2 separate regions of the Homo sapiens genome follow, and region 1 is linked to region 2. Evidence: chromatin loops called from intact Hi-C (ENCODE). Cell type or tissue: Caco-2. All regions are shown on one strand. Links, peaks and the distances in the headings refer to the core of each region. The heading gives the core; the rest is flanking DNA.

What was found. Peaks named below come from ENCODE experiments on the same cell type or tissue, not always from the same donor. Only the 100,000 strongest peaks of a DNase experiment are listed, where the experiment ranks them.
Region 1: a loop joins it to region 2, with 16 times the contacts of the local background. A loop is called at or near these places in 1 of 110 quality-filtered maps.

Annotation. Positions count from the first base shown.
Region 1 is chr6:46,892,556-46,896,956 of GRCh38, reverse strand. All of the region lies in intron 3 of ADGRF5 (adhesion G protein-coupled receptor F5), which reads left to right. Among named protein-coding and RNA genes, the nearest start is that of ADGRF5-AS1, 8.7 kb to the left of the region's middle. In Caco-2, for the core only: no CTCF peak of the experiment used is centred there; no DNase peak of the experiment used is centred there.
Region 2 is chr6:46,791,469-46,795,869 of GRCh38, reverse strand. It overlaps MEP1A (meprin A subunit alpha), which reads right to left and starts at 2,481. Exons shown (of 14, transcript NM_005588.3): 1 at 2,403-2,481; 2 at 2,294-2,318; 3 at 2,154-2,204. The coding sequence starts at 2,471. In Caco-2, for the core only: no CTCF peak of the experiment used is centred there; no DNase peak of the experiment used is centred there; H3K4me3 peaks cover 1,462 bases.

The sequences.
Region 1 (4,401 bases), core at 143-4,142, 100 kb before region 2:
ATCCTTGAATATGTTTTAGATTATCTCTAGATTATTTATAATACCTAGTACAATGTAAATGCTATGTAAATAGTTGTTGTACTGTACTTTTTAAGTCATAGTGACATGAAAAAAAGGCTGTACATGTTCGGTATAGACAAAATTTTTAAAAATATTTTCCATCTGAGATTGGTTGAATCCATGGATGCAGAACCCCACAGATACAGAGGGCTGACTGTATTATATTACATATATATATATATGTATCACATATATATGTATCACATATGTATGTCACATTTACACACACACACACATATATCTCACACATATTACTTTATAGGGTTGTTAGGAAGATTAAATAAGGTTATGTTAATATTACTTTTAAAATGTTAATTGGATTATCTGGTGTTTATTTTTCTTTTAATAGTTTTTTAAAGAAATTTAAACAAAGAAAATCGATTTATTTATAAAATAGTGTTGCGTTTGAAAGGGCCTGATCTACCTCCAGTCCAGAGAAGGTATTCTGTACCACTTGAAGGCAGGGGCACAGATGCTGTGATATAGGAGTTAGCATTTTAGGAAAACTCTTTCAAAATTCTCTCAGGAAAAAGAAGCCTGCATGAAACCTAGAGGCGAGAAAAAGCATGGAGCTGCCTGTTAGGACAATGAGTGGCTGTAAGGGAGCAGAGAGAAATAAGAATGGGGGAAAGATCCCGAGTCATGTCACGATTCCATCAGGAAGTAGATTCTGGATCAGCTGAGCGGCTGCCACAGAGAGGTGACTGATGAACTCACTTAAGTGAAAAGTATCCCCATGGTTATGGCTAAATAAATTACACGAAGAAATTAGTGCCTGGGAGACCAGCCAGGAGGCTCGGCAGTCTAGACATGCGACTCTGCCATGGAGTAAGATAGGAAAGAAGCAGAGGAAATGCTCGCCAAAGACATTTTGAAAAACACAGCAAAAGGTCTTGGACAGATGTGACTTGGGGATGAAGGACAGCAATAATCCCTGTGACTCTTCAGGAGTGCACAAACCTAGGAGATGGTGCTTTGGGGAGGTCACAGGTAGAGACCAGAGTTGGAAGGAGAAGCTTGTTTTGGAGGTTTGCAGACAAACTCCAAATTTAGTCTTATGGGGACTCTTCATGGGGGAATGAAAGTGGATGTTTCTTATTGGTTAGAAGTAACACAAATATCAACTGGCCAAGTTCTCCACTCCAGCTTTCTGACAGAAGGGGCGTGTCTTGGAGCCTGGTGCTGAAGAGCCCCAGTTGATTATTCTCCGGCTTTAAAGGAATAACTGAGGAGAGGCAAAACAGCAAGAGAGGGGCATTCAGGATGTCCAAACCCTGCACTGGATGCGCTCACATTTTCACATCTATTTAGTCAGAGTAAGGTTCCTCCCAGATTGGGTCTCTGGCTGCTAGCACGGAAATCCTGCCCTTTCTGCAGGCCTAGCAACCTGGGTGTGCTGGCCCTTTTAGATCTGGGTCTAGGAAATGCCGTGCACTTCCCAGGTTGAGGAACAGACTTTTGGGTTTTCATGATTGCAGCCTTTCTGATGATGACATGTAGCCCTGAGTGCTCTGAGCCGGCAGTGATGGTGGTGGAGTGAGATAGAAGACCTGGTGCTTTCAGGCTGGTGTGTGGAGTTGGTTTTAAGCTTGACATTTAATGTTGGGAGTGTTTTGCTTTTTTAAAATTTTTCTGATTAATGTTTTTCTTTTTTGTTTGTTTTTTTAACTATACCAAAGGTGAAGCCTGATAGGAATAATGTTAGCGTTTCTTTTTTTTTGAGACAGAGTCTCACTGTGTCACTCAGGCTGGAGTGCAGTGGTGCGATCTCGGCTCACTGCAACCTCCGCCTCCCAGGTTCAAGCAATTCTCCTGCCTCAGCCTCCCAAGTAGCTGGAATTACAGGTGCATGCCACCACACCCAGCTAATTTTTTGTATTTTTAGTAGAAACAGGTTTCACTGTGTTGGCCAGGATGGTCTCCATCTCCTGACCTCATGATCTGCCCGCCTTGGCTTCCTAAAGTGCTGGTATTACAGGCGTAAGCCTCCACACCAGGCCCTTAATGTTAGCATTTCTTGACCTATCAGCACACATCTGCATAAAATATAATCATTATATTTATGATAATCAGAATTACTATTTTACTGGCAACTATATGCCAGACACTTTGTTAGGGGTTTTCATGTAGGATTCCAGCTCTTTAACAATAATCCTGCAGAGAAAATACTACCTTTCATTTACAGATAAGCAAAGTATGGCTCACAGAGTTAAATGACCTGCCCAGGTCAGAAGACATTCCTTCCCCATTCTCTCTGGCTCCAAAGTCCATGCTTATAGCTATGAGTTATAGTTTTCAACATGTGTTCCTGGTTGGCTCATGAAGTCTCATTTCATGGCTCTTGGAACAGCTTTGTAGTGTAAGGAAGACTGGTATATCTGCCTTCATCTTACTAGGTAAGATGGGGCTAACTTTGATGATTTGGGTATATGGCTATCTAGTGGAATGAATTCTCTTCCCTAGACTTCACAGTCTGGTGTTTGATGACACAGTGCTGCCCACTTTCTCCTCCATCTACACCTGCCAGGTAGCCCATAGCCTTGGGTTCTGATGATTTTCTTCTTTGTGAACAAATCTTTCTGAAACCTGAAGAGAGAATGAGATCCCTTCACTGCATCTGCAGAGCAATCACACAGTAGTAGACAGACAATGCTGCCAAATTGCCACCTTCTAGAATATGTCAAGAAACAAGCCAAATGGTAGGTATCTTTTGATATTTACTTGCTAAGACCAACAGGGAGAAACAGGAGAGCCAAACCATCAATGGTAAAATTGCATTGGCCTCTTTAGTCAAGAGGAAGCCAAACCAACCAATCTCTTTTCTCCTGGGTGAAGTTAGCAGGGAAGAAGTTAATTTACCCATCTACTTAAGCTCTGGCTCTGACAAACCATAGTTCCCATTAGTGTTTCCAGGCAAAAGTAGAATTGTTTGCTTAAACAGCTGTGATTAAGACCTAAATATCTTGGTTGCAGTTTGTGGCCAACTTTCCAGAAATGTCCCTGTAAGATAAGTGCTGTGTGGCTGGCAGTGATTTATGGGAAAGGAGAGGGGAAATCCTGGTTGTCTTGTGCCTCCTGGGCCTGCTGATAGGCCTCTGTCTGTGACACTGATGACACCTGGAATTGGCTACCTTCCACATAGGGCATCAGCGAGCCAGAAAAATCTAGATAAACAATGCCAGGGGCAAAGAAAACACATTAAACTATCAGGATTCAGACATCCTGAGGAGCAGAAGAGGATGAGAGTGCATCCAAAACACACACACAGAAGTTGAGGAACTGTCCTCATGCCTCCTGGTCCCTGGTAGTCTGGAGAAGGACAAGGAATGTTACTTTACAGGCTCTGAAGTCCTCAGGTTGAGCGGGACAGGTGGGTTTGGCATTTCTAAGCCTAAACTCTGGGCCTTCTGAGGGAATGAGGTGAGAGAGCCTCTGACCCCACCGCTATGTGGGTCACGCTGATCGCTGAGCATCTAAGCTGCTCCTTAGGTGCTGATCCTGTCACCTCGGTGCATTACAGGGGAAAAAGTCTCAGCCACAGCCTCTATGTTCTGTTTGCCTATAGGACCATGATACTGTTCCAGGCTTCAGAGGAGAAGAAATGACCCAATTTCAAGTGCGTACTGGGGGATTGAGGGCATCTTCTTGCTATTCCTCAAGCAAGCCAAGAGGGTTGCTATCTCAGGGTTTTAACACCTGTTTACTATTCCTAGAGTGACATTATCCAGAGAGCTTCCTGGTTCATCCCTTACTTCATCTGAGTCTCTGCTCAAAGTTTACTGCTTGAGAAAGGTCTTTTGTAACCATTCTACAAAAAAAAAAAAAAAAAAAAAAAAAATCCCTGTTGTCCCCATCACTCTTGCCTTCCTTTATTAAATTAAAATGTAAACTTATCTTTTGCCTCCAGTATAATGATGAAAGATCCTCAAAGACAGGGCTTTGCTCCTTTTATTCACCCTGTGTCTCCAGCTCCTAGTGCAGTGCCTAGAAAACAGGCATTCAATAAATAGTAAAATTACAGGTAAATCATTAAATCAAGGAACAAACAGATGAGCGGAGCAACGCTTAATATCAAAATACATGAGTGTCAATGACAATGGGTCACAATGCATTTTTCCTGAATGTGAACTTTTTCTTTTCTTTTTCTGAGATGGGGTCTATCTCTGTCTCCCAGGCTGGAGTGCAGTGGCGCAATCTCGGCTCACTGCAACCTCCACCTCCAGGGTTCGTGTGATTCTCCTGCCTCAGCCTCCCAAGTAGCTGGGATTACAGGTGCCTGCCATCACACCCAGCTAATTTTTGTATTTTTAGTAGAGATGGCGTTTCACTGTGTTGGCCAGG
Region 2 (4,401 bases), core at 223-4,222:
CCACACTTTGGGAATCAAGGCTCTAGGGCCTTTACTTTATGTTGAAGGAGAAGTCATTAGATGGTTGGAGCAGAGAAATGACATGATCTGAAGGATATTAAAAGGAGAGCTCTATGTTGTGCAGAATAGTCTTTAGGGAGCAAAGGCAGAAAGGGAAGCACAGTTATGAGGCCTGTCAAAGGACCAGCCCAGACATGAGGTGGCTGACCAAGGTAGGGGCAGTAAAAGTGCTGAAAAGTCTCAACTGTAGTATGATTTGAAAGTAGATCTAGGCCAGGCGTGGTGGCTCATGCCTGTAATCTCAGCACTTTGGGAGGCTAAGGTGGGCGGATCACAAGGTCTTGAGTTCAAGACCAGCCTAGCCAACATAGAGAAACCCCATCTCTACTAAAAATAGAAAAACTAGCCTGGCATGGTGGTGGGCACCTATAATCCCAGCTACTCGGGAGGCTGAGGCAGGAGACTCGCTTGAACCCAGGAGGCGGAGGTTGCAGTGAGCCGAGATGGCACCACTGCACTCGAGCCTGGGTGACATAGCAACACTCCATCTCAGGAGAAAAGAAAAGAAAAGAGAAAAAAGAAAAGTAGATCGAGTAGATCGAATAACATTTGCTGACAGATTGTGTGTCAGGTGTGAGAGAAAAGCAAGAGTTAGGGGCAACTCTAACATTCTGAGCCGAAAATCTAGAAGGAGTGAGTCACATTTACTGAAATGAAAAGGACTGAGAGGAGCAGGTCTTGGGATGGAGGATAAGAAACGTTTACTCAGCCTTGTGAGGCAAAAAGAAGATGGTAAAAAGGTGGCAATTTTCTCTATATGATTTTCCCAATTTATGGTGTTAGAATCTGGCCATATGGCTAACCCAATCAATCCTGGTGGTTTGGTTGAAATGGCCTAAAAAGAAGATTTACATGGTAATGAGATTTCTCCACTGGGGTCAAGGATCAGAGGTGGTGGTGGGCCTAAAGAGTACAAAATGGCAAAGAGGTAAATAATTAATTTTTATTAGATAAATAATGATGAGATTAGAAAAACTCTAATTCTAATCCCATTTCTGTTGTAAAATACAGCAGATTCTCTGAACTGTTTACACAATGGCTAACTCTAAAGAGAGATATTTTAGTGCCTGGCTCTGAAGTCTTGGGACCCATTTATGCATTCACCCATTTACCTTCCTAAACTATTTCTGCTCTGCCTATGCAGCCATTCTCCAGCTATTCCAATTAAATATCAACTAACTGGCTTCTCTGTGAGTGAGACAAAGCCAGAAAAATTGACCCTTAGTTATTGGTATGTTAGTTTTGTAGCCTTCAGATAGCACTGAGCTATTAAGGTATGGGCTACAAGATCTGGAAGTAAGCCCCATCACTGCTACCTATGATCTTGAGCAAGTCACTCTACCCATGAGAAGCCACCTGTCGCTTCCCAAAAAAATGAAAACAGCACTTACTCCACGACAAGACTGGACAAATAAATATGCAATTGCATATAAAAGCTTTTGTAAACTGAAGGTACTTATTATCATGAATAGCTCTGCTTCCACAAATCCTGACCTAAGACACTGGGAATGCAGAGGCTTCTCTCTCATTTCAGAAGCAGGACAACAGAGAGAAAACAGAGATGATGACTCAGCTTCTCTCTCCTCTCAGTAATGGATGAGACTGATGAATTTCTTCAAGAAATATATTTGTAAATGAGATGTCTAAGTGGAGATTGCTTTACACTCACCCCTAAGTCTCAACCGAGGAGTTGTTAGTGAATATGATGGGCCAGTGGAGGGGTTGGGTTTTGTTTCCCCACTAAATATAACCAGAGGCTTATTCTTATATTTTTCTTTAACAATCGGAATAATTATCTATTTGCTTTCCTTTTCCTCCAAATACAAATTGGAAAAATAAAATTTTTATAAAGAGAAACTTGTTACATATTTCTAGATCCATTGAGGACTTCCTAGCTCTCCTAGAAAGTCTGGTCTAACTATCTTCTCTTTCCGCATTTTTATCTTTCAGAAAATGCAATTTCTCACAAAGCACCAAAAAATATTTCTCCCCCAGAGAATCACAATACAGTATTAGGAAGGAAAGTGTTCAGTAATCCCACCACTGGGTTTCAAGTAATTTCAAGACTTTAATAACACAAAAATTGAACTCACCTAAATTGATTTCTGAAATATCCTTCTGTTCACCAAAATCTGCATCATGTACTGTTAAAAGTGAGAAAAAAAATTATTATTAGTCTTGCCGAAGGAAAAAAGTTCAAAAACACTCTCTGTGCATTTGAACTAATTCTTACCATTTTCTTCAGGAAGATACTTAATCTGAAAAAAATAAATATACAGAAAATGGATAATGTATACTAGAATTAATATTTCTAAATATCCAAAAAGCAGGACTCGACTTACCGGTACAGCTGCTATGTGGGCAAAAAGCAAGGTAAAAAAGAGAATGCAAGTGGATCTAATCCAAGCCATTGCTGCAAGTGAGCTGATTTTAGCACACACCTTGTCATAAATACCGTTTAGACTTTACCCTGACGGTCGTATTAGAAACTTTGACCCTTCCATATGTACCGTAGTGCCAATAAAGGTTGTCAAAGATAACATCATTGACTCTTTCGAGGACAAACACTAAGTTTACCTTAAATGCTTAAGCTCCAAAGACTGGGGAAAAGTTTGAAAAATTAATACGGAAATGAGCATATAAGAACTAATAACATTCCTATAGGGCAGCCATAGCCATTCATATCATAAAACAGGATAGACGATCCCCTTAACAATAAAAATAAAAATAATTTATAAAATTATTATTATTTAATTCTAATAAAATATAAATTCAAATTTTATGGAAATGTTATAAAGCAATTATTGAAGGACATAAAAATACCTGACTCTCTCTCTATATGTACATATGTATGAAATATTAATAGATTGTTTTAATATTAATCTATAAATTCATTGTCATTCTAGTAAAAAATCTAACAGGGTTTTCAGTGGAACTTGCCAAGCTGACAAATGGTTCAATTCGCATGAAAGAGTAAACATTGAAGAATAGATAAGAAAATTCTGAAAAGGCTGAATAAAGAGAAAAGAATTGCCTCAAAAGAATATCAGGAGCTTTGGTAAAGTTACAGTAATTAGAGTGTAATAGTTCCAAAAATAAAGATAAAATGAATCTATAGACTGGAATAGGTAATATCCAAATAGATGCAAGCATATGCAGGGCTTTTATGTATAAGAGGAACCAAAAAGGCAAGAGGGAAACTTGGGTCTCTTTCATAATAATGTGGGAATAATTGCATTTCCATATGAGGAAATACATTAAATGTACACCTGATACCATTGACAAAAATAAATTCTAGATAGATTAAAAATTTAAATATGAAAATATAAACTTCAAAAAAGAAAATATAGGAACATATTTTTAACCTTTAGGTCAAGAAAGATTGCTTAAACATGAAAAAAACATAGAAATTACAGAGGAAAAGAATAATACATTTGACTGTATCAAAATTTAAACTTCTTTATGACAAAAACATAACATGATTAAAAGACAAGCCACAGGTGAGAGATGATATGTATACTGCATATAATTGAATAAGAATAAGTATTCAGGATATGTAAAGAATTTCTACAAATCAATAAAAAGAACAGGAGATTATCTAAGGAAAAAATGAACAAAAAATATGAGTAGCAAATTCACAAAAGACCCAGATGGCCAATAAATATGTAAAAAGATTTTTAGCCTCGTAAGTAATCAGAAAAATTATAGGTTCAAATAGCAGTAAAATACCACCTCAAGCTAAGATTGGCATAAATTAAGAAGACTGACAATATCAAGTGTCAACAAGAAGGTAAGAAAATAGGAAATCTAGTAGGACATCAATTTGATGCTATCTAATGAAGTTGAAATGTGCACAGTTCATAAGATAGAAACTTCACTTCTAGGTCTATATGCTAAAGGAACTCACACATATGTGCACAAAATTCCACATAGCATATTCATTGAAGTTTTTTTGTTATGGTAAAGAATGGGGAAAATGTGTTTATACTAAAAGAAAAGATAAATTATGGAATATATTCAGCCATGCACAGGTAAATGTTTAATAATCGGCTCTTTTAAAAAAAGTAAAAACAAACAAGCAAACAAACAAAACCAAGCCTTTATTTGTAGTGTTTGTTGATTGCCATGGTCAATTTCAAGCTACCAACACCATGTCACTGAATGCAGTGTTGGGAAGAGATGTACACAGTGGGCTCCATCTGCGCCAGCACAATACTAAATATATGCACACACCCACCTATTCTTGCCTGCACCAGATATAAGAATCTTTGGCATTAGAGCAATCTTCAAGGTCTAGAGCCTGCATCTCTCTACCTCAGACTTACTACTGGGCAGGTGGGC